3 separate regions of the Homo sapiens genome follow, and regions 1 and 3 are each linked to region 2. A link is a loop called in an ENCODE intact Hi-C map of the cell type or tissue named here. Cell type or tissue: heart right ventricle. All regions are shown on one strand.

Evidence for each region. Peaks named below come from ENCODE experiments on the same cell type or tissue, not always from the same donor. Only the 100,000 strongest peaks of a DNase experiment are listed, where the experiment ranks them.
Region 1: a loop joins it to region 2, with 3 times the contacts of the local background. A loop is called at or near these places in 3 of 110 quality-filtered maps.
Region 3: a loop joins it to region 2, with 3 times the contacts of the local background. A loop is called at or near these places in 3 of 110 quality-filtered maps.

The regions. Positions count from the first base shown.
Region 1 is chr5:135,239,922-135,247,921 of GRCh38, forward strand. All of the region lies in intron 3 of PITX1-AS1 (PITX1 antisense RNA 1), which reads left to right. It overlaps LINC02900 (long intergenic non-protein coding RNA 2900), which reads right to left. Exons shown (of 4, transcript NR_037895.1): 2 at 7,692-7,891. Among named protein-coding and RNA genes, the nearest start is that of LINC02900, 4.3 kb to the right of the region's middle. RefSeq lists an enhancer at 6,706-7,905. In heart right ventricle, no CTCF peak of the experiment used is centred here; DNase peaks (open chromatin) are centred at 2,260, 3,100, 4,110 and 6,130; H3K27ac peaks cover 3,244 bases.
Region 2 is chr5:135,422,905-135,430,904 of GRCh38, forward strand. No RefSeq gene overlaps it. Among named protein-coding and RNA genes, the nearest start is that of DCANP1, 20 kb to the right of the region's middle. RefSeq lists an enhancer at 3,254-3,303. In heart right ventricle, a CTCF peak has its summit at 3,391 (motif pointing left); a DNase peak (open chromatin) is centred at 6,629; H3K27ac peaks cover 1,078 bases.
Region 3 is chr5:135,251,179-135,259,178 of GRCh38, forward strand. The region is part of intron 3 of PITX1-AS1 (PITX1 antisense RNA 1); the gene reads left to right. Among named protein-coding and RNA genes, the nearest start is that of LINC02900, 7.0 kb to the left of the region's middle. In heart right ventricle, a CTCF peak has its summit at 4,836 (motif pointing right); no DNase peak of the experiment used is centred here.

The sequences.
Region 1 (8,000 bases), 180 kb before region 2:
AAGGGGTATGAAGGGTTAGCTTGAATCATGCCGGTTCCCCTCCCTGCTCCACTCACTCTCCTGCATGTCTTGCTTCTGCCAATGAATACCTTCTGAGCCTGTCTCCACTCCACTGGTGCACCCTCCACAGAGCCCGCGAGAGATGCAAAAGAGCAACAGCAAGCCAGTCCTTCTCCCACCTCCAGCCCCGCCCACACAGCCCTCAGCCAGGCCTAACCTAGAGCAGAGCTCAGTGGAAGCCTAGGGACAGCTTCACACCTTAGAGGACACAGGCCTCTCTCCCGCAGGCCAGGAGCTCCCCAAAAAGGTTCCACATGTGATATAGGCTAAAACCGCAGGGGACAGTGGTTATCTAGGGCATGAGGAAGATGGGACTCAGATAAGGAGGGTAGGCTTCCTGGAGGAGGCTGGGTGGCATTTGGAAGCCCACAAGAGAAGAGAACAGGTTTTGCCAGGCTGATATGGAACTGGAAGACAGCAGCGCTCCCCACACTCTGTTCTCTGCCATCTACACACTGGGGATTCCATTTTGGTGAGGCAGGCAAGGGGGTATGTGGCCCAAGTTAATCCTGCCTAGCATCCTGAGCACCCGGGGAGCTTATAAACCTGTGCACGGACAGCTCCACTCCAATCAATTGCCCTTGGATGGGGTGTAGATATCTGCAGTTAGAAGTTTCCCAGAGGGTTAGGATGCTGGGCCATGCTCCAGACAGCCCTCCCTACTGCACGAGTTGGCTCTCTTTAGCCTGTCTCCTTTCCTGGAGAGGCTCTTTGGGGTTCAAAGACCTCAATCAAAGGAGACACATTTGATGGACTCTCCCTGGCTTTCAGTGCCCCCATGGCCCAGTTCAGCTCAGGCCATGGGAGGTGAGTTCTGGATCATGGTACCTCTGGGTCCCAGGGGCAGGAGATGGGGGCTCAGCCACTCCCTATGCCAACCTGTCTCCATCTAATGGTGGATGGCTCTCACCATCTCCTCTGCATGGATTTCTTTATTCCTTGGCTCCTGTCTCTTCAACCTAGAAAGAACCAGAGGCTGCCAGCTTTTGGAAGCATCATGATGTTTTGGCTTTATCTGCTGCTGCACTGTGGTTCTCCTGGAATTTCCTCACTCAATCAGGGAATCTGATTGGCCCAACTCAAAGGTCCATGATAGCCCATAGATTGGTGCCACAGGTAGCAGATGGGAGAGGAAACATACAAGGCATGTTGTCAGTGGGCCAGGGGTGGGGCCGGCAGGTGGTGGCCATGATCAATACAGATGTCTGTTGAGGCAGAATCTTCTGAGAAGCTGAAGCCTGGCAGAAGTATCTCCATCACGGAGAGCTGGCCAGATAGTCATGTGCAGGCAGGGAAACAGAGCTAGAAAACTAGGAGATTCATGAGCTAGAGTCCTCATTTCCATTTCAAGCATGAAGTCAGAGACTCTATGTGGGTGCAGAGGGGCTCTTGGGCCTTCTCACGGCCATAGATATGGTTCCTTCTTTGTGCATCCCAGAGCTTAGTGTGCTAGGAGAGTAATGGCAGGTTTGGAGATTACTTAGCTGTCTTGATCTTCTTGTTTTAAGGAATTTTCATGACAGAGTTTCTTAATCTGAGCACCGCTGTGAAGCTTCAGGGGCTTAGGAATCATTTGACATTGGATGAGTGTTGTGCTGTGTGAGCTTTTCTGGGGAGAGGGGTCCATGCCTCTATTAGCTTCTTCCAGGTGCCCCTGGCCCCAGGCATGTGACAAGGCACTGCTTTCTGGAACATTTGAGTTGCACTGGTTTCTTGTGTCCTCAACCACAGTGAGATCTGTGGAGCAAATGGCCTTGCTTGGTTTCATCAAAGGAATGTAGAGGTGTCTTCAGAGTCTTTGTCCTCCCTGGTCACTTTCCTGGTGGCTGCTGTTGCCATAGGCAAGTTCTGGGGGAGGTTGCCATCAGAAAAGGGTGTGCAAGACAAGTGCATAGGGGCTGTGTTTTATGCATGTGCCAAGAGAAAAGTCTCTTGTCTTTGCCTGTTTTGGTGTTGGCACTTGGCTTAGAAGAGCACAGAAACTTGGGCCCAGAAGTGTTTCTGCCTTCCTCTCCCTGTGCTTCCACAAGAGTACCCCTGGGGTCAGGGGAGCCACGAGAGCCTCCTGGAGTATGTGACTGCAGGGTAAAGAACTTCCTTTAGTTTCGTGGCCCTTGGAAGCAGGGGGTGTGGAATGACTCAAGCTGGCATAGGCTCATATCCAGAATATTCCCCTTGTGGCTTCCTGCCTGGGTCAAGGCCAAGCTTCCTGGGCCTTAAGGGGCTCTCTTAAGAGATCAGACCTAGCAGTGAATGCCTGCTTCACCCTCTCCTGAGCAGCTGTCATACAAGGTATTAGTTATGTGCCAAAAATGTTCTGACGGAGACACGCCAATGGCCTTGGTTGGAATGCCGGAAAACATTCATCCCGCTGGTGGCTGTGGTGCTGACAGTGGGTACTGTCACCCTCCTGCAGTCTGGGCTTCATGTGGACATGTGTGCACTATTTATGTGGCTAACAGGCTTCCTTACTGAGGGCAAAGTTTACATGCCATAAAAAGTCCATTAGCTGAATTTAAGCTTCTCCAGAGATCATGGGGTCTAATCTGTACTTGGCATTTGACGTGGAGAGAATTGAAAATCCCAAGGACCCTTTCTGCTGGGCTGTTGCTGGGATTGAAGAGAGAGCTTCGCTGAAGGCGTGAATAGGTGAATGGATGTATTAGGTGAGTGAGTGAGAGAACGATATCATTGGGGCCAACTGCTTGTCTCACAAGGCTGTGAATAGAAGTGAGGCTATTTTTGGATAGGTATTCAGTAAACAGCCTTTTATTTTTAATGCCAAGTGGCACAAAGTTAGCCATGGTAACAAGACAGTTTTGTTAAAGTGTTTAAAAATACCATTCCCTGTTTTTAAATCAATGGTTCGAAAGCTTTTTTGTTTTTACTCTTCAGCTAAAGACTTTGCCAGGCTGAGAAGCAGTACCAGTTGACCTTTTCCCAGTTGTACATCCTAAGCCTGAGTTTAAGATTGTCTCTGCACTCAGGCAGTGTCCTTTGGCTCATCTGAAAGTGGGCCAGTTCTGCTGGCTCCTCTCCTTTCTGGGAAGTTCACCCAAGTCCCTGAGCCAAGAAGAACAGAAGGTTTGTCTGAGTCAATACCTCTACTGCATGCCTGGGCCCAGCAGAGCTTATGTTGGGTCAGTAGTCCAACCTTCAAGGCCTCACTTGAGGACCCCCCGGTCCAGCAAACGGCACAGTGTGAGATGATGGGGGGCCGTGAAATGACACCCTAGATTATGAGAGGCAGAGAAGTGCTGTGTGAAAAAAAAAACCCAGAAGCTTTAGAACCAGTAGATCCTGAGCTTGAATCCTGGCTCTGCCACTCACTAGCCGCATGAGCCTTGTCAAGTGCTATGACTCTCCCGAGCCTCAATATGCTCACCTGTCAGATGGGGATGATGATATGCATACTGCATGGGTGGTTCTGAGTGCTTCATGATGATAATGAGCGTTAAGTGCCATGTAAAGCATAGATACATGAGGAGCAAGATCCTAACAGCCTGACTTCGGGTCTTGCACTACCACTCACATGACCCTGAAGCTCAGAGAGATCAAGTGACTTGCTCGGTTTTCTGTATACATGGGCATGCCTTCCCTTCCCTTCTAGTCACATCCTGCATCACAGGCGGTGGATGAGCCTGTCAGTGGTAATGATGGATCCTGTGATCAGTCCTCTCCTCTTGCCAGCCGGGCCAGAGGGAACACCCCATGGGCCGTGGGTGCTGACCAGCTCCTGTCTGCACACTGGGGCTGTAATGATTTCAAGACCATCCCCCTCACCTCAGGTTTGGGGAATTTGGAGCAGAAGGGATGTAGAGAGCACTGCCTTGCCGTGGCAGTCCCAGGGGTCCGCCCCAGCCTTCTGATCACTAGCAGGCCTCAGGACTAGCCAGGCTGTGGAGCTCGGCCTGACCCTGACCTTGGGCCCTGAACTCCACTGGTGCCCCGCTTGTCATGCACAGCCCCGTCAGAGCCGGCTCCCTGGGCTGAGGGGCTGCCCTGTGCTCCTCTGAGTCCCCGGCCGAGCGCACCGAATTATGTAATGCTGCTGAGCCAACATTTACGCGTCTCAGCCAATTTGCTGGCCTAGAGTTACACTGTGCAGATGCTCTGCCTTACGGCTTGCTTTTGTCTCGGAGGCCGTAAGCAGATAGCATAACCCTGCTTACCATTAGACATTTCGCAAATCATCTAGGCTCGAGCGTGCTGCAGCCAGACAGTTCATTTATGCTGCAAAGGGTATGATTTGTAAAGTAATAAATTTCCCATCTTTCTGCCAGCAATAAAGTACAGCAAGCCGGCGAGGCCAAAGCCCTCCAAAAATATACTGGCTCCCAGCGAGACCTGGAAGAGAGCTCTTTCTGGTTCTGCTTCTCTCTGTTCCTGAATTCGTTGAATTCTGGGAAGTCAGGTTTGGGCCATAAATCCCCCTACCATCTGGGTGACCCTGAGACCCAGCACAGATGTGTTACTAGCATGGGTAATTGACCGCTACCATGACACAGTTGTCACTTCCGGGTCCCTCTTGGTTCTGGCATTAGAAGAAGGCCTTGCTGGACCTCATTCAGACTGGGATGGAAAGTTGTTGACTGTGTCACCCCTATTTGTGGCTATGTGTCTGTGCTTGGGACCCAGGCAAGGCTCTTTCTCCTGTGAAGTTAGTGGCCTACAGTGATGGGTGTGTGTGTGCTGGTAGGAGCTCCTCTCAGTCTCCCGTGATGGCCCGCAAGGGCAAGTGTTTGGTCAGCCCCAAAGGGTTCTCTGTTGTGAAGGTGGCTGCTCTGAGCAGAAGGTCAGGGACAGGCTCAGAATTAGCCTTAGGAGTCTGGGTCCCAATTTCCTTGTTGGAGGAGGCTCAGTGGGTGGCGGGCACTTGCCACCAGCAGATGCTTCCTTAGAAGCAGGAGTTGTCAAGGAGCCCCTGGAGTTTCAGCCCAAAGTGGCAGCTGTGGTCTGGGACCCTGATGGGCAAACAGGTGGCTTGGAGTCCCCAGTTTTGGCCAGACCCTTTCTTCTTGCCCCCTTCTTCTGTTTAGAGGGGCCGGGCTGTGTCTCTGACCTCTGTTGCAGATGATGGTGAGGCCTCACGCAGCTCCCACTCTCTGCTTGTGGGAGCTATCACTGTTTCCTCTGAGGGAAAGATGGGCCTGAAAATGGCAAAAAGTCTCACATTTAGCTCTGATGGTTTCCTCTCGCCCTCACCTTCTCAATCTTCATATGTTCTCTCTTTTTTTCCTCTTCATTCTTCTTTTCCACATCTGCCTCCACTTGTTCCACCTTTGATATTTGCTAAAATTTTGTTCCATTTAAAAATTATATAATGTTTGGGGACTAGATAAAAGTAGGAAAATGAAGTTACAGTGAAATGGCTCAAACACAGTCACTGTGTCTGTTGTGTTCTATTGTTTCTAGGCTGAGGGTTTCCAACTGGGCTGTGGAGGCCCCAGAAAGGGACGTCCCCCTTCACTTAGGGCAGCCCTGCTATCACCTGTGGACACAGGGCCTCTTCTAGAGTTCTTTGTCCTAAGTGGGGTGGGTAGATAGAGTCTCCTCCCTACTGTCGTGAGGAGAGTCTGCTTTTTATAAAGTTGCTCCCAGCATCAGAGGCCAGCCCCAGTGGTGGGAAGGAAGGATGGCAAAGCCCCAGGAATGTCCCTGCCCTGACTTAGCTCCCACAGCCTCTTCGATTCTGCTGTCTACACCCCAGCTTCTCCACCTGACAGTCTCACCCTTCATCTCTTCCAGGTCTTGGCTCAGGCACCTCACTCAGCTCCAGCATTCGCTGCGTGTTGATCTCAGTTTTCTCAGGGGTGTGGGGGAGTTGATAGTTCCTGCCTGATAGGATTGTGAGGATTAAAGGAGATGATCTGGCATGCAGAAGGTTTCAGCAAATGTTGGCCAACAATGCAGGTTCAATGTATGCATCGGGCACAGGGCCACCTTATTGCTCAATCCGAGGGTGCCCACACATGTCAGTGTATGTGACCTTCCCTGACCCTATTGGGCAGTGCACAGCCTTTGCCCTGTATGTGGCAGCCCTGAAGGTGATGTTTCCAGTCCTGGGACTGGAAAATGAGGGTCTGGGAGAGAAGTTTGTTTTTGGAGAGGTAGGGGAGTCCGGTGTGGGGGTTAAAGTGGAAGACTCAATTCTTTTGCTCTGGGAGAGTGAGCAGGGAGGGGCAGGGTAGGGTGACTCAGGCCGCAGGGAGGAAGCTGCTTACTGCAGTCTTTAGCTCTTTGGAGAAAGATGAGGACCAGAAGCTGAAAGTGTGGTCAGGACCTGTTGGCCAAAAGACCAGAGGAGAAAGGCTGCAGAGAAAGAAAAGTTGCCATGGGTTACCAGGAAGGAAGACCTGAAACTGGTGCTGAGGCTCTAGGGAGCAGTTGTCCCAGGAAGGAAACCCTGGACCAAACTGCCCTCTCCTGCCACAGCTGCAGGGGTGCCCAGAGTTCAGGTCTGGGTGCAAAGGGGAGGGTAGGTGGGGATTGGCAGAGGATTCCCTGAACTCTGTAAGACATCACGGGTCATTCTCTCTCCAGTGAAAGGGCAAATGCTTGTTGAGCAGGTACAATGCACTAGGGACTGTGTGAGGGACTTGATGTATATTAGCTCTTTTAATCCTTAGGACAGCCCTGTGAACAGGCATTAGAATGGGGAAACTGAGACTCAGAGATGTTACATGACTTGTCCAAGTTTTTCCTAGCTAGGAAGGAAATAAAAATAGGATCCCAACTACTTCAAACACTTCCCTCTAGACTGTAAGCAACGCGGGGGCAGAGAATGGCTAGTCCTGCTCTCTGCTGGCTCCTCTAGTGTGTTTGTCAAGGTGCCTGGCATACAGCAGAACTGCGCGAGTGTGTGGTTGAGCCCAGGTCTGCGTGTTTCTGAGCCCATGCAAGGTATTTGAAAGTTCCTCTGAGCTCTTCTTTTTGCCCTGTGGCAGCCCCCTTGCCTTCCCTGGAAAGTACTGCTTGTTGGTGGGGGGAGGTCTCGGGTTGACAACACCCTACCGCCAGCTCGCTAGCCCCTTTAGGCCCCGAAGAAACTATTGAGTCATGCATTTTGCTTGGGTTTTGATGATTCGTGATTCATGCTTGTGAGGAAGGCAAGGGAGTGACTCATGCTGATTTAATAAGCTTAGGAATAGTCCTGAGAAGTGGCTGATAAAGTGCCGGCTGGCAGCCCACTCCCCCGTGGCTGCCAGCGCCAAGTGCTCAGAAATCACCAGGTTAAACAAGTCTGCAGAAAATTCAATCTTCCCGGCATGATTTTCCTTATTTGAGCTAATAGCATGAGGCGCCTTTCTCCTGGCACTGCGAAGTGCACCGGTGGCCTTGCCGTCTTCCCTGGGGGCGTGGGGGAGAAGGAGAGCAAATGCCTTACGTTTAGCGGATGCGCTAGGAACGGCTAGGACCTCCCAGGGTTTGCCTTGTGCCCATGGAACCAGCAGTTCCGCCCCAAGGGAAGCCAGCCGTGTGTCCTAGTGCCGGAATGATGGGGTAATGCCAGTGAGCCGCCCCTTCTCCACAGGGTACTGAGAACGAGGCCAGGCAGCAGCTGTCCTGGCCTCTTGGCCCTGTCAGGACTAACACACCTGGGTTGGGCCCACTGGGGTCAGGTTACTCACGGTAAGCAAGTGCAGGTGGAGAGAGGTGGCCCAGAGGAGCAGGCCAAGGTGGCAGGAGATGGGTCATTTCAAATGGCTCGCCAGCAGCCCAGGGGATCCCTGACATCTAGCAGGTATTGACATTGGGATTAACCCTGTGGGTCGATGGTTCCGTGCTGATTCCTCATGTGCCTCTGCGTCAGATTGCTCAGGCAAGAGGGCTGGAGAAAAAAATCAGAGATGCACCCAACTTGGTCAGTATCTGTGCAGCGATCCTGTTATGGTTGGCAGTCCCTTACTTTGAAGCTCTGATTCCTTTCAGAAGCTTCT
Region 2 (8,000 bases):
GTTTTGAACTTACAGAAAAGTTGAAAAGATAGTACAGAGAGTTCCATGTATATTGGACCCAACTTCCCCCATGGTTAAAAATTTACATTATTATGGCACATTTGTAACAACTAAGAAAACAGCATTGGTGCATAACTCTTAACTAACCTCCGTACTTTCTTTGGATTTCATTAGTTTTCCCTAATGCTCTTTTTCTGCCATATCATATTCAGCCTTTGTGTCTCCTTAGGCTTCTTTGGTCTGTGACAATCTCTGACTTTCTTTGTTTCTCCAAATTCTCAGACCTTGAGAGTTTTGAGGAGTACTGGTGGTTTGTAGAATGTCCCTCAGTTTGGGTTTATCTGATGTTTTTCTCATGGTTGGGGGAAGAAGACCAGAGGTGAAGTGCCAGTCTTATCACATCATATCAAGGTACACGCCATCAACATGACTCATCACTGATTATCCCAGGGCTGAGATAGTGCTGGCGAGGTTTCTCCTCCATAAAGCGAGTGTTTTCCGCCTCTTTGTACTCTATTTTTAGGAAGCAACTCAATGAGCATGGCTTACATTTGAAAGTGGAGAGGAGAGTGAAGTCCACCTCCTGGAGCAGGGAGTAGCTACATAAATTATTTGGAATTCCTTGATTTATTTATTCAATAATTTGTATCAGTATGGCTTCATGGATATGTATTTTACACTTGGGGTTATAATCCAATACTGTAATTTCATGTTGCTGAAATTGTTCCAGATTTAGCTGTTGAGAGCTCTTGCGGGTTGGCTCTTGAGTCATGTCCCTATGGTTTTGCTTTTTTTGAGCACTTCCTTATTTTCTGGTACTACAGGATGAGCTTCAGGCCCAGCCTTAGAATCAGCCATTTCTCCAAAGATCCCTGCGTGCTTTTACCAGAAACCAAGATTAGGGCACTGGGCATCCTCACTGTTGCTAGAACATCATCGCTCCTAGGCCCTCTCAGTAGACAGAGCTAGGAAGTATATGTACATATGTAATAACCCACATATATATTTATATACATACATGTCTGCAATTATTTCTGTCTCTCTCCATCTGTATCTATTTTAAGCTACTCATGAGTTCATACTGCTGTCTGCACTAATCTACAACCACATGCTTCATTCCAGCCTTCCCCACATGCGTCTCTGCAACCTCTAGCTCTAACAGTGGGAAACCTGGCTTCCACCCCCTCTCTCTGTTTCATTTACTCATTTGTTCATTCCCATCATATATGTGCAGCAGGTTCAGAATTGTTAACCTATATCCCTGTGAGGAACAGCTTCACTAGTAAAGTTTCTTATTTCTGCGCAGTTCCTTTTGTCATTAATCTTGCAGTTTCCAATCAAAACACCATTTTCCAAACATTTTGATATTTCTTTGTCATAAATATTTTGCATTAATTTTGATTTTTAAAATATTGCAATTATAGATTATTTATGACAAGTATTAAGTTTTTTTTGAGCCCCCTTGCATTTTGCACCCAGAGGGAGTCCCTCACTGGACTTTATCTTAGTCTTGCCTTTCCAGGGGCAGATCTCCATAATCCAATCAGAGATTGAAATGATTTAATATTGGAAGCTAGATTTGGCTAGAGTTGGTCTAGTTCTGGTCCACTCGTTGTATCAAATACCTCTTACATTCTTTCTCAGATCCTATGAGTTTCGCCTGTCTTTAGGGCTATTGGTTACCTGTTCAGCCCTGGCCAACACAAGGGTTACTGACTCTGAAAAAGGCATTCAAGTCAGCATTATTCTAACACATGAGTCTGCTGTGAAGTGTCTCTGGCTTCCCCTACAGCTTTTACACCCAGATGTAAAGGGTGTGGGATATGTCTGTCTTGGCACTGCTAAAGGGATTGGCGTATAATATGGAAATGTAGGAGTTAACCCTCTATGGAGTGAACTTTTACTCTAGGGGACAAGAGATGCAAGGCACTGGCAGGAAAATTCTCAACCTGCATACCCTTGGAAGGACTGTTCAGAGACACATAGCATTTCCCATGAAATGGAGCAGTCAGCTGTGATTGTTGTAAAGCTCAGTGATCCACTTCCTTATATATGTTCATCCTACTCTGCTTCACTCACCTTTCTTCCTCACTCCAGCTTCCCTGCAATTGTATTTCCTAGGAAGCATGCAAGCTTTTTCTTTGGGCTCTGCATTCTAGGAAACCTGGGCCAAGATTCTCTTATTCCTATGCTGTAGATATTCGAGATCCCAGCTTAAAACCTGAGCTGCTTATCATAGCCTCTCCTGATTGGCAAATCTTGAATTCTAATTTTTGTACCTGCACCCAGGTGAGAGATGGCCAAAAGTTCTTCTCAGCTTCTCAGCTGGACCTTTCTGACCAGCTTTTCAACCAAAAAGTTTGAAATGGCAAATATCCCAAGGAGAAGGACTGCTGAAAATTGGGCTTCCTTGGCTGGGCGTGGTGGCTCACGCCTATAATCCCAGCACTTTGGGAGGCCAAGACCAGGAGTTCAAGACCAGCCTGGCTAACATGGTGAAACCCCATCTCTACTAAAAATAAGAAAACTAGCAGGGCATGGTGGTGGGCACCTGTAATCTCAACTACTCAGGAGGCTGAGGCAGGAGAATCGCTTGAACCCGGGAGGTGGAAGTTGCAGTGAGCTGAGATTACGCCATTGCACTCCAGCCTGGGCAACAAGAGTGAAACTCTGTCTTAAGAGAAAAAAAAAGAAAGAAAGAAAGAAGGAAAGAAAGAAAGAAGAGAAAATTGGGCTTCCTTCTCCCCTAGATCTTGCTTCTGGAGGTCTGTCATTACTCTTCAATGCCATCACACAGATTAAATGACATATTTTTGTCCTTTTCTAGTTATTTTCAGCTAAAGGCTTGGCCTGGAAAAAAGCTAGCTCCCCATTCTAGGAAGCAGAACTCTCAACCCTTGGTTTTAACAGGAAACCACAGGGTAATGCTGGAGAAACTGCTGTTTTCTTGTAGACTCTTGCAGGCCCCAGACCCAACAGAGAACAAAATGGGGCCTGTCCCGTTGTGTGCCTGTCTTCTTCTTTCTGTTTTTTCTCAGTGTCTTCATTTTCTAACAGCTCTACGTGTTTGGATGTTTTGGTAGGTGGTAGCTTGAGCACATTTTTTCCTTGCCTTATGCAAGCAGGTCTTTCAGCTGGAGAATTTTTATACGTGTTGGAAAAATATGGGCAGAGTTAGTTGTGAGGACAATTGCAAAGGAGATGGAAGCTGGGGGGTAGGTGTGAAAGGAGCTTTCTGTGCTGTCTCCCATCCTATTGTTCGGGAACCTGTCCACAATTCTAGTGTCTGCCTCTGGCCCCTTTCTATAAATGTTGACTCCATTTCTCACTGTCATGAGGATTCAGGTATTATGTGCACCAGCTATTACATAGTATCGCCCTCTGGTGGTACAGAACTGTTAGCCCCTGTATTAAAGGGGTCCAGAACGTTGCTATTACATGCTCTTTGTCAACAAGGGAGGAGACAGAACAATAGTTTTTTAAAAAGGACTACCAAATCTCACATTTTATAAGAATGAATCTTTCTCCATTGATCTGCTGCCCTAATGACCTGGGAAAGAGGTGAATTGCCCTTGTTAAAACTGTTTCTGATTTATGAGTCAATAGGTAACAGGCAAGAGGCCACTGTAGCTTCTCAGATTTTTAAAAATACTTTGGGGCTGACTTTAGGTTGAGAAGATTATTTGCCTAATTTTAGAATGGCTCTTGTATTATTCAGAGTAGGCCAACTGCTGCCACAAATAAGTTATGCATTTCGATGCTTTGCAAAATAAAGTTTATGTCTTGCTCATGCAGTGACCCATCATAGGTCTTCCTGGTTAGGTAACTCTCCTATGTTGCTCTCCTCCATGTGATGTCATAGGGACACAAGCTCCTCCTAGCTAATGGCTCCACTCTTCTTAAGGCTTCAGAGAATTTTCTATTTACTCAGTAGATTGAAAAAGGCAATCAGGGGTTGTACAAGGGAGTGTTTATGGGCCAGACTTGGAATTTGCATCCATCACGTCTGCCCACTTTGGGCATTCTATTGGCCAGAATTCAGTCTTATGGTTGTGCCTACGTGAAGGGGAGGCTGGGAAGTGTAGTCTAGCTGGTTGCCCAGGAGGAAGATGTAGTTTGTAAACAACTATTAAGTCTCTGCCACAGGTGTCATTTGTGTGGGTGCATTTCTGCCTCGTGAAGTAAAGTAAAAGGAATGTCTCAGCTTCTGTCAGAGCCCTTGAACCTTCTTGGCCTTTTCATCTCCAAGTCTACTTAATTCTGGAGTTGACAGCAGCACTGGATACAGTTTTTCAGCCTCTTGAGATTAGAGGAAGATACCTTTCAATTAAAACATGGGAATATTTTTCTGGTCCTGGGGAAGGTGTACAGCCAACATTATTTTTAAGTAAGATTTTTTTTTTAATTGAAGCATGACATAATACAGAAAAATACAAAAAAAAAGTAAGTGTCCAGCCCAATGAACTTTCACCAGGTCAGTATAGCCAGGTAACTCTCATCCAGGTCGAGAAATGGAACATTACCACTGTCTCCAAAGCTGCCAGCAAGGAAGGGCAGGTAGAGGGGTTCTCGGTGATCAGAGGAATTCAAGGGGTGCTCAGTTGCTGGCCCATTATTTTGGGCTATAATGCCTCTTTTTAAAAATGTTAGCACCAAAGTTGAAGCGAGGATGAAGAGGCCTGGGTTATGCCCTCCCCGATCCCAGCCATGGGAATTATCTTTGGCAGGGTACCTTCTTAGAGTCTCTGCTTCTCCATCTGTGCAATGGGAAGGTTGGACTAACAAGCCATTAAGGTTTCTCAAGCTGGAGCAATGTGGTTTCAGGACTTGCCCCAAGTCTCACAGGACGAGGTGCAGTGGGGAACTGCACGATGGATCTGGAAGCAATCACTGGTAGAGAGAGATGGCCTAGCCCCAGGTGGTTCCCGGGCCTGCTGGAGCCCACTCCACTGAGTTCTCCAGACTGGAGTCAGGGGAGTCGGTGACCATGGCTCTGCCACAAACAGTTTCCACCCAACTGGTGGTCAGCCTTTTTGGACTAGTCCAGGTTTTTGTGTGCTCTGAGAGGCTGCCAGAACTTGTAAGGTCAGGGAGGTATAGACATGGCCAAGGGCTAAGAATTTCAGAATATGGACTGAAACAGACTCAGGGGCCAACTCTGGCTTTACCACAGATGGTCTGTGTCATAGTGGACAAGTCATTCTACCTCTCTGAGACGCAATCTCCTCGTATGAAATTCAATGGAGATAGTTGCCTCCTTCATAAGTTGTTGTGTGGATGAAATGCCCTAATCCATGACACCTAAATGCCAGTAAGACTAAATTGTGAGTGTTGCTCTTCCATGCTTGTCCTCCAACAATGATGCTGTAAAGCTCCCCAGGCTGCCCATGGCTGGGGCTCCAGAACCTGGAGCCTGGAATAGGGATCTAGGGGAAAACAGGTTTGCTCTGCACCTAAATCCAGACTAGACCCATTTATTTTCTCTCACCCTCTTTACCCCCTCTCCCCTCATACTGGAACAATTCATTTGTCACAATTGCCCTAGTCGAGTCATTATCTCTAAAATTCAGAATAATCCACTGGGAATTTAATCAGATCAAATAATAACCATCCAATATAATTATAATTAAAAGGAATGCTTAGAACATGTAGTACGCTTTTTCTCCTAAATTCTCTGGAAAGCAATGGGAAGATCAGGCTTCAGAGTCCTACAAACTTGGGCTCAAGTAATGGCTCCACTACCAACTGGATGATCCTGAGCAAATGACTTAATCTCTCTGGACTCAAATGAAAAATGGGGCTGCAAGGTCTTCTAATTCTCACTTCTACTCTCCTTCCTTGGGCAGCCTGGAAAGCTTTCCAGACTCCCTTGCAGCTAGGGCTCTGGCTGGAAATAAATTCCACTAGTCATGGTTCTTGTGAGAGGTCTATAAGGCAGAACTGAGGGACACCTTCTTCCTCCCTCTGAGGTTGCTGGTAAACTTGGTTGTGGTGAGTTTAGAGGCAGCCAAGGAAGATGGTCACTAGCTTCAAGGGTGGGAGAAGTAGTCGTGACAGTAGCTCTGGTGGCAGCTACAGCAGCTTCCTGATAGCTCAGCTGTGTGATGTGTCCACATATCCAACTGCTCATTGTCACCCCCCTGCACATGCTCCTCCAGCCCTAACCACAATCTTATAAACATTTGATTCCCTCTATGAAAATCCTCTTTTGCTTGAAATACTTAGAGTGACTTCTGTTTCTTACACTGAACTTGACCAACACGGGGTGATAATACTGCTAATTTTTCAGGATCATGAGGATTAGGCAAGCTATTAAATGTAAAATACCTGTTGCAGAAGGAGCGCTCAGTCAATAGTAGTCACTAATCATTACAAGAAGACTAACTGTGTACAGAACCAGTCCTGTAAATTGCATCTTGCTGCCCACCAGTGTTAGCAGGATTTTTTCCCACTTTGGTTTTTCCAAGCAGTCAGCAGGCATCTACAACAAGAAGAAAATGATCCTTGGCTAACGTTGCTTTCCCCTTGTGTTCTCGCCAACAATTCATGTTGCCTTAAGAGATTAGGCCTCTTTATTGCTTGCTTCACTGCCCCGCTAGCTGTCTGCACCAACGTTACATCGTGGCTGGCTGGGCGTGTCCTTCTGATGGACTCCAGGCCTGCTGCACAGAGAGCAAGGGGGTTATTTGATCTCTTGGCTGTGGCTCTTACAAGTCCCATTGAGAGTGCTCTTACCCACAGAACTCTGCTTTGCTAATTGTCCCAGTGTAGCCAAATAAGCACAATTACACCTAAAGCAATGAGCATTTCTTCTGGCAGGATTTGGGATTTGGAAGAGAGCAGCCTCTACGGGGGCTCAGGGGTCAGCTCTGGGTACCACGCAACCCTTCCCAGACCCTCAGAACCCCCATGACTAATGGGCAGCTGATACAGGGTTATGAGGAGGCATCCCCCGCTTCCAGAGAGATTTATTACTCAGCCTGGACCAGAGTCCTGGAATATAAGAAAATCCCTCTATTTGGTGTCTGTCAAGATGGGCCCGAAGCCTGGTATCTTCCCCTCTGAGTCCTGTTGCACAAATTGTGTTGGTGGGAAGGCAGGGAAGTTGTTCTTCCACCCCTGCCTCAGATGACTTTATTAAAAAGCCAGTTGGCACTTTTCCTATTGCGCATTCTCATTACAGTGCTTCCAAAAAAGTGAAGTTATCCCACAAAGCCGACTCATAAAATTATTAGACCCTGGAGAGATGTTCAGACTCAATCCCTTTCACCAGCGAAAGCTTAATGAGAGTGCAGCCCTGCCCATGGGCTTCCACAGCACCATTGTCACCCACACTGGCCCGCTGCCCCGCTCACGCAAGCCTGCCTGCAGCCTCGCAACTCTAAATCCAGTCTTTGCAGCCCCCAAACTCTTCAAATTCACTTCAGGACTATGGAATGCTCTCGATGGGCCACTGAACTCAGCATTAGCAACCAGCGTTTGTTTTTTAAAAAAATGAACTCTTTGAAAAGTGACAAAAATCCCCTTCTCTTTACCCTGGGTCCCTGTCTCTCTGCTGAGTGCTCTGTTTTATTGACAACAGAGTTCTCCAACTTTAGCGTGTGTGAGAATGATCTGAAGAAAACAACAGTGAGATTCCACTTCGCACCTACTGAGACGGCTATACAGTGAGTCCTCCCATAATGTCCATTCATCCAATGTTGCTTCGTTATAAGATTGATGAGAAAAAAAAACAATCAATTCCGGCCTGGGGCCACTGTCTGTGTGCAGTTGGCACATTATCCACATACCTGCGTGGGTTTTCTCTGGGCACTCGGGTTTCCTCCCACATCCCAAAGCTATGCACATTAGGCAGAAAAAAAAAAAAGGAAAATAACAGGCATTGGTGAGGATGTGAAGAAACTGGAACCCTCATGCATTGTGGGTAGAAATAGAAAATGTTTCAGCTACTATAGAAAACAGTATGGCAGTTCCTCAAAAAGTGAAACATAGAGTTACTA
Region 3 (8,000 bases), 170 kb before region 2:
ATGGGGATTTGTAGAGGTGTCTACTGCTTGGGGTCATGCTAGCACTGCGCTGTGTACATGTAAGACACAAATTAGGGATTTAGAGGCGCGGAGGCTGCTGAGTGTTGCTAGGCAACCTTTCAGCTGGGCCTGGCGGTAACACAATCTCTGGGAGCAGCCCGGTAGGAAGGCCTCCTAAGGACAAAACTGAACTTTAGAAACAGCGTCTTCTGCAACTGCACCTGCCTCGCTTGCCTCTGGAAAGGGTGGGGGCAGGTCAGCAGAGCCATGCTGTTATATAAGCTACTTGGGGGAATTGTGCATCCGTGGATTCTTTATGTGTTATGTCTTCTTTTCCTTATGTATTTATTTATATCCCACCTTGTACAAAAGAGGATCTGTGGTGGCTTTCAGAAACACTGATGTTGCGGCAGGACAAACATTAAATAAGAAGAACCTGGGGCAAATGGAAAGGAAGGGTAAGAAAATAGGAGTGTGGTTTGTCACTCAGCAAGGATACTGAGGATTTACCATGTGCTTGGCTCTGTAGATACAGCAGTGAACAGAAAAACAGCCATGGTTCCTGCCCTCCTGGAGCTTACAGTCTAATAGGAAAGGTGCAGGGGTAGGGTGGGGGAGGGAGGAAGAAAGGCCATTATGGATCCAGTGCTTTTGTTGAGGGTAGGCTGCAGATTAGACTGTGAGTCTCCTGGCGGCCAAAGCAAGAGGTGACTACAATTATGAGGGACTGGGTATGTTATCAGTGTTGTGTTGGTAACAGTACAGCGACAGTAGCTTCATCCTACTGTCCTGGGTGTGCAGATTATGACACAGGTGCCGCCAGGCCCTGTGCAGAGATGCTCCCTTCTTTCCTGCTTTGCTGTCAGCCTCCCTTTGGCACCAGCCTCCTGGTTGGGTTCATGTCATCCAGGACATCCTGGTGGCCATCCCTCAAGTGAAGGGCTTGGGTGCTCTTGGGCCCAGCCAGTCCCAGAACTCTTCCCTGCAACCTTCCACTCATGTCCTAGGCCAGACTGTTCTCTCCTTCTAGAATGCCACTTACCTCTGTTGTCTCTGTCTTCTCTCCTTGCCCATTTAGGGCCCTTTATAGTTTCTAATGTGCCCTTTACTGATAGCATTTTATTTGCTTCTTCCAGTGATATGGTTTGATTCTGTGTCCCCACCCAAATCTCATCTCGAATTGTAATCCCCATGTGTTAAGGGAGGGACCTCTAATCCCCACATGTTCAGGGGAGAAGTGATTGGATTATGGGGGCAGTTTCCCCCATACCATTCTCATGATAGTGAGTGAATTCTCATGAGATCTGATGATTTTATAAATGGTAGTTTTCCCTGCACTCTCACATGCTTTCTCTCCCTTGCCGCCATGTAAGACATGCCTGCTTCCCCTTCCACCATGATTGTAAGTTTCCGGAGGCCTCCCCAGTCATGCAGAACTGTGAGTTAATTAAACCTCTTTTTTTTTTTTTTTTAAATAAATTACCCAGTCTTGGGGAGTGTCTTTATAACAGTGTAAGAGCGGACTAATACATCCAGCAACCTGGTGAGCTATCTGTGATTTTAGTCATTTACAGCAAAAGGAAGCAGAGGCACAGCCTGGCCTGGGTTTGCCTGAGGTTCCACAGCTTCCTGACCCCATTGACGCCTATCTTTGGCTTCATCACATTTGGCATATATGACTTTGCTTCTATAGTGGGCATGCAGCTTGCTTATAGACTCTGGAAGAGCCTAATCCTTCTGCTTCTGGCATCTCTCTGGGAGGCAGGCCAGAATTTCATTACCCCTTCCATGATCAGGCCAGGGTCATCCCTTCATCCCATGGATATGAGTATCTGAGGTCTCATTCTCCCAAGGCAGTCGTTTTGTTTGTCTGTCTGTCTGTTCATTTGTTCATTCAACAAATATGTCTCGAGCAAGCCAGGCACTGTGTACTAATCACCCACCATCCTTGCCCTCAAGGAGCTCACAGTTTAGTTGAAGAAGGATCAACACATGTGAGATGACAGTGCAGAATAAAGAAAGTGTGAGTGTGAGTTAGGGTATTAGTCAACAGCAGCACTGGGTGCTTAGAGTGACAGGAGGTCTGGGACCAAGACATATGGAATGGTTGTAAGGTCTGAACAAATTTAGCCTAGTTGTGTTTTTATTTCAGTTGCTGTTGATTAACACTCTAACTCACACTCACACCTTCTTTATGCTGCACTCTAATCTCACATGTGCTGATCCTTCTAATTGGGCAAAGTTCACTTTAAAGTGCAAGGACATCGAATGCCATATACCCTTGTACGACTTACCCATAGAAGCAAGAAAGGCCTTACCTCCTGTGTTCTTAGAAGCATACTTCTATTAATGCACCCTTAATTTGCAGCAGCCTGGTGGTATAAGAGACAGCCTTGGATAGGTATGCCTGCATTGTAAGCCTCTCATACAAGAGGAGACTTCTTGAGCACTTGGAGACATAGGGCCCTCTTTTCCCTGAGGATTGTTGAAGGAATCTTATTTAAGAACATGAGGGCAAGTGCCTTGTGCGTGTCCCATTAATGAATGCTGCCCGCTCTCAGGTTACATAGCAGTGGTCTTGGATGGATTTCAATGTTTTGATCCCTCTTTAAAGAAAGCAACCGCAGCTATCCCAATTATGAATTTGGAAATACCCTTGAGCAGCCGTTGGGGTGAGAGTCGATTGGGCCATTGTGTTATCATTCCACGCATCTCCCAGAGATAGAGACCTGTATAAGTAAAACCATATTTCTGTTTTTTACGATCCAAGATACCAATCCCAGGACTATCGGGCAGACTCAGGAAGCAGCACATGGGGAACATTCTCAGACTTGGTAAGTAGCTGGCCTGCTGATAGAGGAGATTAAGGTGCTTTTGATCTCTTCTCCCCTAATGACAATGTCTCTAGTTTTAAAAATGACTGGGGGAAGTCTTTCTTTGAACAGTCAAGAGGCTGCTTCAAAAAGAGCTCACACTATTTCTAGACAATGTGTCTGGGAAATTATGCTGCTGAATTGTAAGTGGAGTTAGATGAATTTTCCCTTCTGCCCCCTTGAAATCATGACTTCGCCATTCAGATGCATTAGCTGATGACCCTCAGTGCACCAAGGCTCCCCACTTTCTCCTGGAGTCAGGCCACCTGTCGAGGCTCCAGCCCCTCAGAGGTCGGCTCTGGACAGTCACACCTGTCTGCATTTGCCCGAGGAGTCATTTGTATGCTTTAGGGCATTGCTTTGCTGCCATACTCTGCAACCTCCATCCAATCTTGGCCCTCTGCCTGTTATTTTGAGCAGGTAACCTAGGGAGAGGGACCTCCTGAAGACAGCAGAATGATGTAAAGGTATTCTGGTGAGATTAAGTCTGGAAGCAGCAATTCCTTGTGCAAGATGTGTGAGGGAAAAAAAAATATGTGAGTGTTGCTTTGGCCCTGAATGCGTGGAGAGCTATATGAATTAGTAGAACTCAGATGTCAAATCATCAGTGAAAGAAAATCTGGCTTAAGTAAACATTTAACACCTCACTCATGTCTTCATGACATGGAGATTAAGAGTGTGAACCTTAATGTAGACTGCTTGGGTTCAAGTCCCAGTGTCTCCAGTTATTAGCTGTGTGGTCTTGGGCAAGTCATTTAATTTCTCTGAACATAAATTTCCTCATCTAGAAAATAGCATCTAGCTCATTGAATTTTGAGAAATGAAATAATGCATAAATAAAACACCTGCTTTATCTGCTGTGTGCCCTACCAAATTTTGTTGTTGCTTTGTAATTATAATTATTCTAATGTTATTCTAATCCTTGATTGATTGTTCACAAGCTTTTTACCTTACTTACTGTGACTAAGCTCCACATGCAAGGAGCTATGGGACAAAGAGGGAAGGATGAGATTTCATTTCAATTTCATTAGAGAAGAATAAATGCACAAAAAGTAAAAGTGTGTTTTAAGGCATATAAATTTATACCAAAAGAGAGAGATTATTATTAATATTCATATTTAGTGGGAGTTTCCACATAGAATATAAAAATGCAAGAGAATGTTGCTTCCACCCTAACAGTAAAACAAACCAGACAGTTTATAAAATCACATATTTTTAGGTCTGCCCTGAGGACACAAGGTAATCTAATGAACTAAAATCAAAAGAGTAGCAGCCCCTCCGAGGATATTACCCTGGGCAGAGCAGCAGGAGGAGGAGGTAACCAACAGAGATAGTAAGAAGAAAACAACTGAAAGTGTAATCATGTTTTAAGAGCCAAGTATGGGCTAGCCTAATGGTTTAGAATTATTGTAAAGAGACAAAGGGTGTCTCACTCTTGTCCTTTGGCTTCCACTGAGAGCTTACACAAAAAAATTGGGGGCAGAGTAAAAGGATAGACAACTCTCTGTGGTGCAGGACCTGCCTAAGTCTGTAGCAAGAGAACTAATAAAAACCCTCCCATGCTCATGACCTTTTGTGAGTAAGAGGCAGAGGTTATCTGCCACTGGAAGTTCTGGGAGGTGCATGCCTGAGGTAGAGGTATACAAGGCCTGCCCAACACTAAGGCTAGGGCAGGGAAACCAAGAGAAACCCTCATGGACCATGCATGGGCAAGAGTCAGTGGTTATCTGCTGCTGAGAAAGGGGCAGAAAACCAGGTCTTACTCAGGATCTTGCACCGAGTATAAGGCAGCTGTTATCTGCTACTGGGTGAGGGCCAGAAACCTGCCCAAGCTCAAGGTTCTGCACTGAGTGCGAGATAATGTCACGTAGGGGAGAGAGAGGAGAGTTAAGAGTGATCCTCTCTAAGGCCCAGGTATGTAGGGCTGCCTAAATAAATCCTTCTGAATGCTGGGCCTTGCATTAGGCACCAGATGGTAGTATAACAGTAGGAGAGGGGCAGGAATGTTGAGAGACCTCTTCTACAGTGCAGAGCCTGCTGAAGTCTAAGGTGGTACGGGAGAATTGAGAGAAACTCTTTATTACACTAGGCTTCATGCTAAGTGGGGGCCAGCAATAGTCCACCAGTAAGAGAATCTGAAGATTGTAGTGCATTGAATGTAACTAAAACAATAGCACAGTCCAAACCCAGCTCAAATACAGATTAGATACTAATTCAGCTTCCTGCATCAACAGACTGATAGAGGAAGACAATTCTCCATTTTTTGGTGTATTTGCCTCATTGCTACTATTTTTTACATACAATGTGTTGCATTCAATATAAACTTACCAAACACATACACACCCCCAAACAAATGAACAATGATATGATCACTTGTCAAGACACAACATAGTCAATAGAACGATCAAAGTTGGCCCAAATGTTGCAATTATCAGACAGGGACTGTAAAGTAGCTAAGATAAATATGCTAAAGGATCCAGTGGGAAAAAGGCAACATGGGGATTTTCAGCAGAGGTATGAAAACAGTATAAAAAAAGATCTAAATAGAAATGCTAAAAAATAGAAAACATGATGTCAGACATGAAAAATGCTGTCAATGAAATTATTAGAAGATTGGATACAAGAGAAAAAAACTTAAAGACACATCAATAGAAATGATCCAATCTGAAACAAAGAAAAAAGAATAAAAAATAGTATCTGAGTTCTATGGTATAATATCAAATGTCTTATATATAATTAGAGTCCTAGAAGAAGGTGAGAGAAAACATGAAAGAAGAAATATTCAAAGATAAAAGAATAAAACATTTTCTAAAACTAAAGAGTAAATATATGCCTTATCAAGAAGCTTAGAGAATCCCAAGCAGATTCAGTCAAATTGCTGAAAACAAAGGATAAAGTATGTCAGTTTCAGCATGCTACCGGAAAAAACAAAAGATCTTGTCAACCTATAATTCTATATCCAATAAAAATATCATTCAAAAATAAAAGTGAATTGAAGATATTTTCAAGCAGAAAAAACCAGAAAGAAGCCATCTCCAGGAGATGCTAAAAGGAGTTCTGTAGGCTGAAAGAAAATGGAAGTAATAGAATATTTTTTTGAAAGCAAACTGTGAGGAATTAAAGATAAAGATTACAGTCACTAGAGAAATCACTAAAAATAATTCAGAGGCATGACTAAAATGTCAATAGAGGAGCTAAAATGAAATACTAAAAATACGTTTCATCCTAAAAATAATAGGAACATAAAAACAAAGAGCATAGAAGATAAAAACCAAACCAAAATTTGGTTTAAAATCAAAATAGATGAATAATTGCATTAAATATAAAGGGACTGACCTTCCCAATTAAAAGGCAGAAATTGTCAGACTGGATAAAAATGCAAGACTCAACTATAGAAATACACTTTAAATATAAAGACACAAACAGGTTGAAAGTAAAGTATTTGAAAAAGATAACCTGCAAATACTGTGCATAAGAAAACAGGTGAAACTAATATCAGGTGAAGTAGACTTCAAGTTGATAAAAAGATATAAGAAACAGAATGCTATTAAGGGCTTAATTAATCAAGAAGACATAAACATCCCCAAAGTTTTTGTACCTAATATCAAAGTTCCAAAATACATGAAGCAAAAATTGATAAAATTAAAGGAAATTATACATATCCAATCATAGCTGAAGAATTTAATATACCCTCTCTCAGTAATTAATAGGCTGAAAAACTAGTTGAGTATATGGAAGAGTTGAACAACACTGCTGATAACCTGATCTAATTGACATTTTTAGATTACTCCACCTAACAGGAGCAAAACACACATATTTCTCTAATGCATGTGAAGCATTTCTCAAAAGAGATCATGAACTGGATCATAAAACAAGTCTCCATAAACTTCTTAGATTGAATTTCTAAGTATATTCTCTGAACACAATGAAATGTAAAGTGGAAATCAATAACAATAAGATACCTAGAAAAATTATTCGAATGTTTGGAAATTAAACAACACATGACTAAATAAACCACAAGTCACGGAAGAAATCATGAGGGAATTTAGAAAATATCTTAAATTTACTGATAATGAAAATATTTTGATAATGAAAATCAAAATTTGATAACAATGATGAAAATCAAAATCTTTGGCATACACAAAATTTAAAGGGAAATGTACAGCTTTAAATGCTCATATTAGAAAATAAGAAAGGTATAAAATCAATGACCTTTGCTTCCACCTTAAAAAGCTAAAAGAGATGAGTTAACTAAACCATAATCAGAGTAGAAAGCAATAAAGTAGGAGACAAATAATCAAGAAAATCAGCAAAAACTGAAATTGGTTTGCTAAAAAGATTAATAAAATTGATAAACACCTAGGAAAACTAATGAAGGTAAAAGGTCAGAAGATACAAATTACCACTATGAAGAATAAAAGAAGGGACATCACTAAATAGCCTACAGACCTTAAAAGGATAATGTAGTCATATTATAAATAACTTTATGACAATTAATTCAATGATTTGGATGAAAGGGACAAATTCCTTGAAAAACATAACTTAAAAAATGGACCCAAGAAGAAATAGGAAATATAAACCCTATAGTCATTAAATAAATTGAGTTTGTAATTTAAAAAACTTCCCACAAACAGAAATCTAGGCCCAGCTAGTTTTCTCTGGCAAATTATTTCAAATATTTAAGGAAGAAATAATATCAATTCTACACCAAGTCTTTTAGAAAATAGAATATTAGAGAATACTTTCCAACTCATTCTATGAGGCTAGAATTATCTTGATACCAAAATCATACAAGGAAATTATAGAAAAGAAAGTTATAAACCAAAGTTTCTCATTATCATAACTAAATCTTTGATAAAAATCCTTAACAAAATATTAACAAATAAAATCCCATAATATAAAGAAAAAGATAAAGTAGGGTTTATCTCAGGAATGTAAGGTTGTATAACATTTAAAAAATCAATATAATTTACCACATTAACTTATTAAAGGAGAAAAATTATAAGGTCATTTTGATGTAGAAAAAGCAATTGACAAATCCCAACATCCGTTCTAGATAAGAACTCTCAGCAAACTAGGAATGAAGAGTCTTTTTTCAATCTGCCAAATAACATCTACAAAAAACCT